2 separate regions of the Homo sapiens genome follow, and region 1 is linked to region 2. A link is a contact called in ENCODE Hi-C data. All regions are on one chromosome and are shown on one strand. Each heading gives the region's core, a stretch centred on a gene start or an enhancer-like site at or near the end of the contact. The rest is flanking DNA. Distances are from core to core; before and after follow the strand shown. Region 1 has its middle 37 kb from the start of LINC02031. Region 2 overlaps USP13 (ubiquitin specific peptidase 13).

Evidence for each region. Hi-C counts contacts between places; a loop is a spot of excess contacts on that map. Pooled maps may share reads with other maps.
Region 1: a map of CD8-positive, alpha-beta T cell shows a loop between it and region 2 (3-fold over the local background). The contact joins two enhancer-like sites. A Hi-C loop is called at or near these places in 2 of 168 maps with a recorded cell type or tissue (CD8-positive, alpha-beta T cell and naive thymus-derived CD4-positive, alpha-beta T cell) and 5 of 50 pooled maps.

What each region holds. Positions count from the first base shown.
Region 1 is chr3:182,679,352-182,683,698 of GRCh38, forward strand. No RefSeq gene overlaps it. Among named protein-coding and RNA genes, the nearest start is that of LINC02031, 37 kb to the left of the region's middle. RefSeq lists silencers at 2,911-2,980, 3,391-3,460 and enhancers at 3,131-3,180, 4,305-4,347. Within about 2 kb of position 3,045, at least 4 of the 41 ENCODE cell types and tissues checked have a DNase peak (open chromatin) inside an H3K27ac peak, as active enhancers do.
Region 2 is chr3:179,767,246-179,771,377 of GRCh38, forward strand. All of the region lies in intron 19 of USP13 (ubiquitin specific peptidase 13), which reads left to right. Among named protein-coding and RNA genes, the nearest start is that of USP13, 120 kb to the left of the region's middle. Within about 2 kb of position 2,351, at least 3 of the 41 ENCODE cell types and tissues checked have a DNase peak (open chromatin) inside an H3K27ac peak, as active enhancers do.

The sequences.
Region 1 (4,347 bases), core at 1,795-4,294, 2.9 Mb after region 2:
ACTAGCATCTAGACACACTGGCCTTTGCCTAGTCCTCCATCAGCCAAGCTGTCACCTAACTTAGGGCCTGGGGACTGCAGTCTCTCTCCTGACCCAGCTGGTTGCTTTTTTCAGTAAGATCCCAGCGCCTGTGTAACCCACTGAGAAAGGCCTTCCCTACCCAGCACCAATCAGCCTCCCAGCCCAGCTTCACACACTCCAGCATCTCACCTGACATTTTTCTTCACAGCCCTTTTCACCATCTGCAATGGTCAGATTTACATGTGTTGTTATTTAGTGTCTGTCTCCTCCTACTAGAAAGTCAACTCCATGAAAGCACAAACCATGTCTGTCTTGTCCACTACACACGCTTGGCTTCAATAAGTATTTATGGAATGAATCCATGAATGAAAAGTAGGCAGAAAGAAGCATGTCAGTGTTGACTGGAGTTATCCAAGAAAACTCCAGGAACTCAATGGGCCTTGAAGGATAAATAGTAGTAAACTAAAAAGAACCTGATTGAGCTAAGAGCTCTCCTCTTTTTTCTCACTGATATTCCTGGCCTCCTTCAGCATCTTCAAAAGGCAAACGAATAACTCCAAAAGCAATTGCTAAATGCTTATTGAATGGAATAAGTTAATTGTGAAACAATTCCAAGTGACGTATATCATTCTCAGTTGAAGTTATAAGTTTGGGGTTCACTGAGGCTGTTTTTGGTCTAGTCACAAAAGCAACGGTGTCCCAGTTAGAGACTGCCCTATGTCTAGAGTAAAACCAGAAATGAAGCAGAGCCACAAGAAACCCAAAGAGGTCTTGATGTAAGCAAAAAAGTCTACTTCAAGCAAGCTTCTTTCCCACCACTAGGCCTCAAGCCTAACCTAACAAAAAGTACACGGAAAGTGAAATCCTGTTTGCTTTTGTGACTTAAATCCTGTAGCATTGCCTTAGTTTTTAACTTCTGTACCATGCTTTTATTTCTGGTAATATTTATCTTTTTAAAAATAAATCTAAGGCATAATCTCTCTCTCCATTAGATACCTGTTATGGACTGAATTGCATGCCCCCAAAATGAATATGTTGAAGTTCCAACCTCAGTACCTCCAAATCTCACAATATATGGAGATAAAGTCTTTAAAGAGGTCATTAGGTTAAAATCAGATGTTTAAAGGGTGCTTACCCAATATGACTTGGGTCCTCATAAAAAGAAGAAATTTCAACAAAACATGCATGAACAGAGAACAGGCCATCTGAGGACACAGCAAGAAGTTCATCTGCAAGCCAAGCAGAGAGGCCTCAGAATAGACCAAACCTACTGACACCTTCAACTTGGACTTCTAGCCCTCAGAACTGTGAGAAAATACGTTCGTATTGTTTAAGCCATCTTGTCTGCAGTGTTTTGTTATGGCAGCCCTGACAAACCAATAGAATATCCATACTCATAAAGTTTTTCATTGTTGCTGTGTCAAATAATTATACCCATTTCCAACTCATGGTCCCCAAAACTTGTCACTTCAACCAAAACCAGGTGAGATATAAAAGGGAATTACACATTCAGTTGGAAGGAGATACATACAGAAAACCCCTTAAAAACCGGGATCTTTTTTCTATTCATATCTTTCATAATAGTGAATCAGAAAAAGGTAAATTAAAGGTTGTTTGGGAAATTGACAGATCTTTCTTTGGTATGATACCAGGCTCAAGATCCTGTGCTTGTCAGACTAAGACTAAGATTGTACTACCTTTTTACTCCATGTGTTATATCCTGAAAAAAATTCCAAGTCCAGGGAAAAACTTGATAAATAGAAGAATGAAAATGTGCTGTCCAAAATATGTAAAAATACCACAAAACAGATTGTAGAGTATTGTCTATAGCCATTTAACTTGCATGTGTGATAAAGAGTATCATCCAAATATAACCTTATGAAATTTTTTTTAACTTCTAGAAGTCAAAAAGTACCCAAACACACACACATACACACAAACTTATGCTTTGTAGACGGGAGGGAGGTTTGCCATATGTGCGACAAACCGAAGGTTAAATCCTTATTACCTAAAACACAGCTTATAAATTCATAAGAAAAAGATAACTTATCATAATAAATGAATAATATTAAGCAATTCACAAAACAAGAAATTCAAATGTTCTACTAACTTTTTATTCTTTTATTCATTCAATCAATATCTATTGGGCATTTGGTATGTGCTCAGCATAATACAAGACACCAGGTACATGGTGATGAGCAAAAACTGGCCCTTCTCTGTAATTATTCGCAATATAATATTAAACCCAACTTACAATAAAAGAAATTCAAAATAAAATGGTGCCAGGGAATAATCAGACAAGTGTAGAATTGCATACAAAAATATTAATTGAGCTATTATAATAAGGAAAACTTGAAACTACCTTAATGTTTATTAATTCACTGTAAGTTAAATAAATGGATATAGACACTAAATTTGTCCCTAAAAATATGTAATGTCATTGGACAATTCCCACTGCAAAATATGATGGAAAAAAGCATGTGATACTGATGTTTAGATATATGCAAATTTCATATTTTCTACAGTAAAAGTATTATTCTAATAATTAAGGAAAACGCTTTTTAAACAACCAACATGAATGCTTTTGACAGGGATGCCATCGTGTAAGTTAATTGCCAAATAAACTAAATAAACTTTTTTTTTTACTATTATTCTTCAGTTGACAAATAAAAACTGTATAATTTACATTGTATGACATAATGTTTTGAAATATACATAAATATGCTTTCTTGGATGCTCACAATTTGGGTACACTTTGGAGCATACTGGAAAATGCTCCTAACGTTGGAAGCAACACAGTCCCCTTACTTGAGCGATAAAATGTTACTTTGTTCCTTAAATTAAAGAAAGGTTCGAAGTTTAGTTTGACATTCACCTCTGCCTTTATAAAACAAACACAGCCTATAAAATAACTTAAACGCCCAGAGTGCCGAGTTTCGTCGGGCCCTGGCTGCGCCGGGCCGAGCCCTGCCCCGCGGAGGTCGCCGCCCAGCACGGTCTGCAGATGGCAGCCTCTCGCGGAAAGCCCCGCAACGCCGCTTCCTGCCTGGGGGCGGCACTTGGGGCCCGCGCCGGGGTTTCAGAAACCTGTTCGAGCCGTTCCTTTATGGCGGAACGTTCTTATTTAGTAAATATTTATTCCACTCCCCGAGGACCCAGCACTAATCACTGCCACTTCTCTTTAATAATAAATGGTGAACTTCAAATGCGGCAGAACTCAGCCGGCTAATCAGTGCTCGCCGGGAGGTGCAAAACTGTCTGAAGCCCACCGGTGGACATGAAAGACGGAACATTTCCTGTTCCAGCTCTCGGTGGCCCAGAATAAACTTCAGCCGAATGAGAGGATGTCTAGGCGGCCGCCCCCCGCGCGCCGGCCCGGGAGCCCGGGTTCCATCTGCCCGCGGCCCGGAGGTGCGCCCCTGCCCGCTTCGCCCCGGGGACCCTCGGAACCCGCGGCTCTGCCCTCCACACAATCTGGGCTGCCGCTCCCTTGGGCTTTTCGTGAAAGCTTCCTTTTAAATTCGCTGTTTGGTCGCAAGCCATTTAGCCCTTTCCGTGGGCCCGGGCGAGGGGCGGAGAGCGGAGAGCGACCCGAGCTCCTGGGAACCTGGGGGCTCCGCGCTGGGGACTCCAGGCCGCCCGCCTCGGCTCTGGCCAAGGGGTCAGCACGTGGGGTGGCGTTTGCCCCAGCATTCCAGCCCTTTGGTCTCCAAAGGCTTTTTGTATTCACTAGGGAAGGTAAGGGCCGCCCCTTTAATGGTTGCATTTTGGAATGTAACAAACTATGAGGACCACCCGGTACGCTTGCGTTGGCATCATACGAGCCCCGCGGTCCCACCGTCACCCACGGCTGATTTGGAAATGCCACGGGGCCTTTGGACATATGGAAAGACTTTTGGCCCAGACACAATAATAAAAATATTCAAAACGTCTTGAGACATAACTCATTTATCTACAATTCTGTTTACTCAAGGTGTAATTTTCATTCTATATTGCCCATTCTGGTGAAGACATGAGTGTTTGAAGCGGGCTGACTATAGTTTTATGATAAGCCATATTTTAGCTTTAAATAAGAACTGCATTGCCTCCAAAGTATTCCATCTTTTGTGTAACAGAGACCCACAGATCCTAAGTGAAATTTGTTCTCAAATTTAACACATTTCTGTAACATATTTAAACCTGAGTTAATTTAGAATGGGTTGCTGGCACCACTGGGATTGATACTGAAATGGTTTTGCCTCATTCACATCGAGCCCTGCAAATGTACTTTAAATTCTACGCTCTTAATAATCCCTAGGCATGGAGAAAAGATTGGAAGTTCTTTTT
Region 2 (4,132 bases), core at 1,101-3,600:
TTATGAGGTACATACCATTATTATCCCCATTTTACAGGTGAAGAACCTGAGATAGAGAAGGCTAAGTAATAGCTTGTCAAGGTCTCATAGCTAGTGATGGATAGAACCACAATTCCAGTGCAGGCAGTCTGCCTCCAGAGCCTGTGCCTGTAGCCACTGTAATGCATTGTTAGTTTTTTTTGGTTTTTTTTTTTTTTGAGACAGAGTCTCACTCCATCACCCAGGCTGGAGTGCAGTGGCACGATCTTGGCTCACTGCAACCTCCACCTCCCAGGTTCAAGCGATTCTCCTGCTTCAGCCTCCCGAGTAGCTGGAATTACAGGTTTGGGCCACCACGCTCCCTTGTTAGTTCTTCTGTTGTTGGAGGTATCAAGTTGATCTTGCAATAAAATTACTTCTGTAGGTATTTGTGTCTCCCATTTGACTAGGAGCTTGCCCAGGGCAGAGGCCATTTGGCTTTTATAAAACTCATGGTGTCTAGCATGGTGCTAGACACATAGAAAGTACTGAGTAAATAACAGTTGTATTTAACTAAATCTACACTAGCAGCATTTGTTCCTATAATCATATAGTGGCAGATTTACTCATTAATGTTCTTTCCAGACCTAACATGTACGTATTCATATACAGATAGAAAGAGACGGTGGGAGGGAACTGTCTTCTTCTTTTTTTTAATATAAAATAGGAATTTCATCACTGAAACTGTTTCAATGCCAACTGGATAAGAAAGGATGAGATGTCGTTCTCCCAATTTCCATACTCATTTAAAGTATCTGGTATTACTTTTCAGAAATTACTAGCTTGCCTAAAATATTTAAAGCTGTAACAGACAGGTTACTCAATAATGTATGAGCAGGATTTATCACTTATTACACATCCATCAGTTCACTGCTTCATTGATTTTCCATAATGGGCATTTCCTTGGAGAGGATGAGTCCCTGCGGAAGGAATTAACCACAAGATGGGGCTGTTGTAAAGCTGCCAAGGTTTGGCTGCAGAGGGAAGGCGGGTCTGATCTTTAGGGTTTCCTTTCTTCTGATGGAGCTCGGAGGCAGCAGCCACTCTCTCACAGATGGTCAGTAATGATAAAGAACAGCCACATCATCTCCTCAGGGCTTACTCTACCTCAGAGTGATCTGTAGATATTCCTGCCACTGCTGGATTTTGAGGTGCATCCTTGAATAGGATGCTGCCAGGTACCCTTTAAGGCACTATGGGTCAACCAAGGGATTGAGGGTGAGAGTAGCGAAGGAGCACTATGAGATGCACTTAGAAATCGCATGCAAGATATGCAGGATATAAAGGCAGTAGTAGATGAAACATTTAATTATGAAGACAGAAAACAGAAACCTAATTTGCCAAATGCATTTTGAGTTTGATTTTACAGAACCACAAATGTTTTCAAAGTAGCTTCCCCAGCACTGTGCCTGGCCCATGGTGAGTGATCAGCAAATAACTGATTGAATGAAGAATTAAGTGAATGCCAGGAGGTAATAGACTTTGATAGCATTTTTGCTGCTTCCACAAAGTTCTATATAGAGGGGTTGGCAGTATACTACTATGTTACATTGCATGAATCAAAGGGAGGGGAAAACATGACTTCCTGTACTTTACTATATTAGCACACAAACTCATATTGTGAGTTGTTGCTTTCTTTTTCCTTTGTAAAAAAATTAACACTTATATTGAAGGATATATATTAATTTTAGCAACTTAAGGAAATATAGATATATGAAAAGACAAAATTAAAAATTACAATCTTACTCCCCGGCAATAATGACAAAATAATGTTTTGTTTATATTCTCTAGACCTTTTTAGACAAATGTATAAAAATGAATATAAATCTAAGGTTGTTTAAATATAACATTCTATTCTATATATACATTGCTATTTTGTGACTTGCTTTTCCTTTAATGTAATTAACATGTGATTAACATGTGATGAGGCTATGATTAGCCTGTGAGTTATGTAGGTGTACATGTATATACATCTATATTGTTGAACATATATTAACAATATTCTATTATAAACATGTACCATAGTTTATATACCTAATTCTAGGTTAATTAGGTATCATTTAAATAAAAGACCACATTATTACAGAAAGAGTTTCAAATAATGAAGATATTTCCACATTCAGAAGATGACCACTATGATTTTTAAATAATGAGGTTTTTTTGAGACAGAGTTTTGCTCTGTTCCCCAGGCTGGAGTGCAGTGGCATGATCTTGGCTCATTGCAGCCTTTGCCTCCTGGGTTCAAGTGATTCTCATGCCTCAGCCTCTCGAGTAACTGGCATTACAGGCATGCACCATCATACCTGGCTAATTTTTTGTATTTTTAGTAGAGACGGAATTTCGCCATGTTGCCCAGGCTGGTCTCCAACTCCTGAGCTCAGGCAGTCTGCCCACCTCTGCCTCTCGAAGTGTTAGGATTACAGGTGTGAGCCACTGCGCCTGGCCAAATAATGAGTTTCTTAAAGGATGAATTCAATTCACAGAAGTACAGCATATGCCTAATGTAATCCCTATCCAGGGAATAAAAGCTTGTTCAGCATTTTCCTCCTTCCATCCCTTCCTTCTTTCCTTCTTCTACTAAAAATAATATTGTGATAAACAGCCTTGGGCCTTCATTTGATTATTTGTTAAGGGAAGTTTCTGGAAGGGAAGTTTGTGAGTGAAAAATACATATTTTTAAGGTTTTAATGCAGATTACCATCACGTGACTCTCCACAAACACAGCAGGGGGCCACATCCTGGTCACACTGGTGACTTTCCGGTTTCCCCAACGTTCCCCAGCAGTGCTTTTGGTTGAGTGCTTTTTATATTTTTTGTATCTTTATTGCCTAGTTATTTTTCTTCTCGTGTTAACAGCTTATTTCCTTTGGCCAGTTTCCCACTTTTATTGAGGTTGTCAGCTTTCTTTTATTGATTTTTATGAGAGTTTCATGTACTGTAGATTAGTTTGGGAATACCTGATCACTTTACAATATTGAGTTTTTCTAGCCAGAAACATATGCTTCTCCTTTGATTTATTCGCCCCTTTTCTAACTCTTGCAAAGCTGTATGGTTTTCTTCATAAATATGCTAGGCATTTCTAGTTTAGTTATATCTCGAAATTACATTTTCACTGTTACTTATGAATACAAATTTTCCCCATTGTATATTAAACATTGCTGCTAAATTATATAAAGGTACCGATTTTGTAATTGGCCATTCTCTAGGGGTTTGACTGGCATTACATTAAATTTATAGGTTAACCTGGGAAGATGTGTGTTCTGTTTAGCTAGGTTGTTTAAATTCCCAAGTCATTTCTTTTTACTTTTTCTGGTTGGTGAATTGACTGAGGTATATGACTTGAGAATTTTTTTTTTTTTTGAGATGGAGTCTCGCTCTGTCGCCAGGCTGGAGTGCAGTGGCGCCATCTCAGCAAACTGCAACCTCCAACTCCCTGGTTCAAGCTATTCTCCTGCCTCAGCCTCTGGAGTAGCTAGGATTACAGGCACGCGCCACCACACCCAGCTAATTTTTATACTGTTTTTAGTACAGATGGGGTTTCACCATGTTGGCCAGGATGGTCTCCATTTCCCGACCTTGTGATCTGCCTGCCTTGGCCTCCCAAAGTGCTGGGATTACAGGTGTGAGCCACTGCACCCAGCTGAGAATATTGAATACAATTAAAGAGTAGGGGTAATTGGTGTTTGAGGAACCAAAACAAACAAAATAAAAACAACTTCAGTTTTCAGGGTTTTAAGTGGCAAGAAGTCCAAGACAAATCTGTCTAAGCAAAAAGGGAAATATTTTCTCATGAAAGCTGGCAAGTCCTGGGGGCACTGGGCTGCAGGCCTGCCGTGATTCAGGACTCAAATCCTTTTAGCTGGATGGGCCCCTTGGCTCTGCTTCCTCTAGGTTGGTTCCAGTCCCAGACAGGCTCTCCCTAATGGCACAAGATGGCTGCAGCGCCTCCCACAACTATATCTTTCCAGGTTAAAATCTAGCTAAGTCTTGTCCCAGAGTTCTCAGCAAAGGTCCTGAGAGCCTGAGACTCTGTGAGACTCCGTTATGTGCCCTGTCCTACTCCAAGTCACTGAGGCAGGTTGATTCAGGCCTGCATTATGGGCCTCACTCCTAG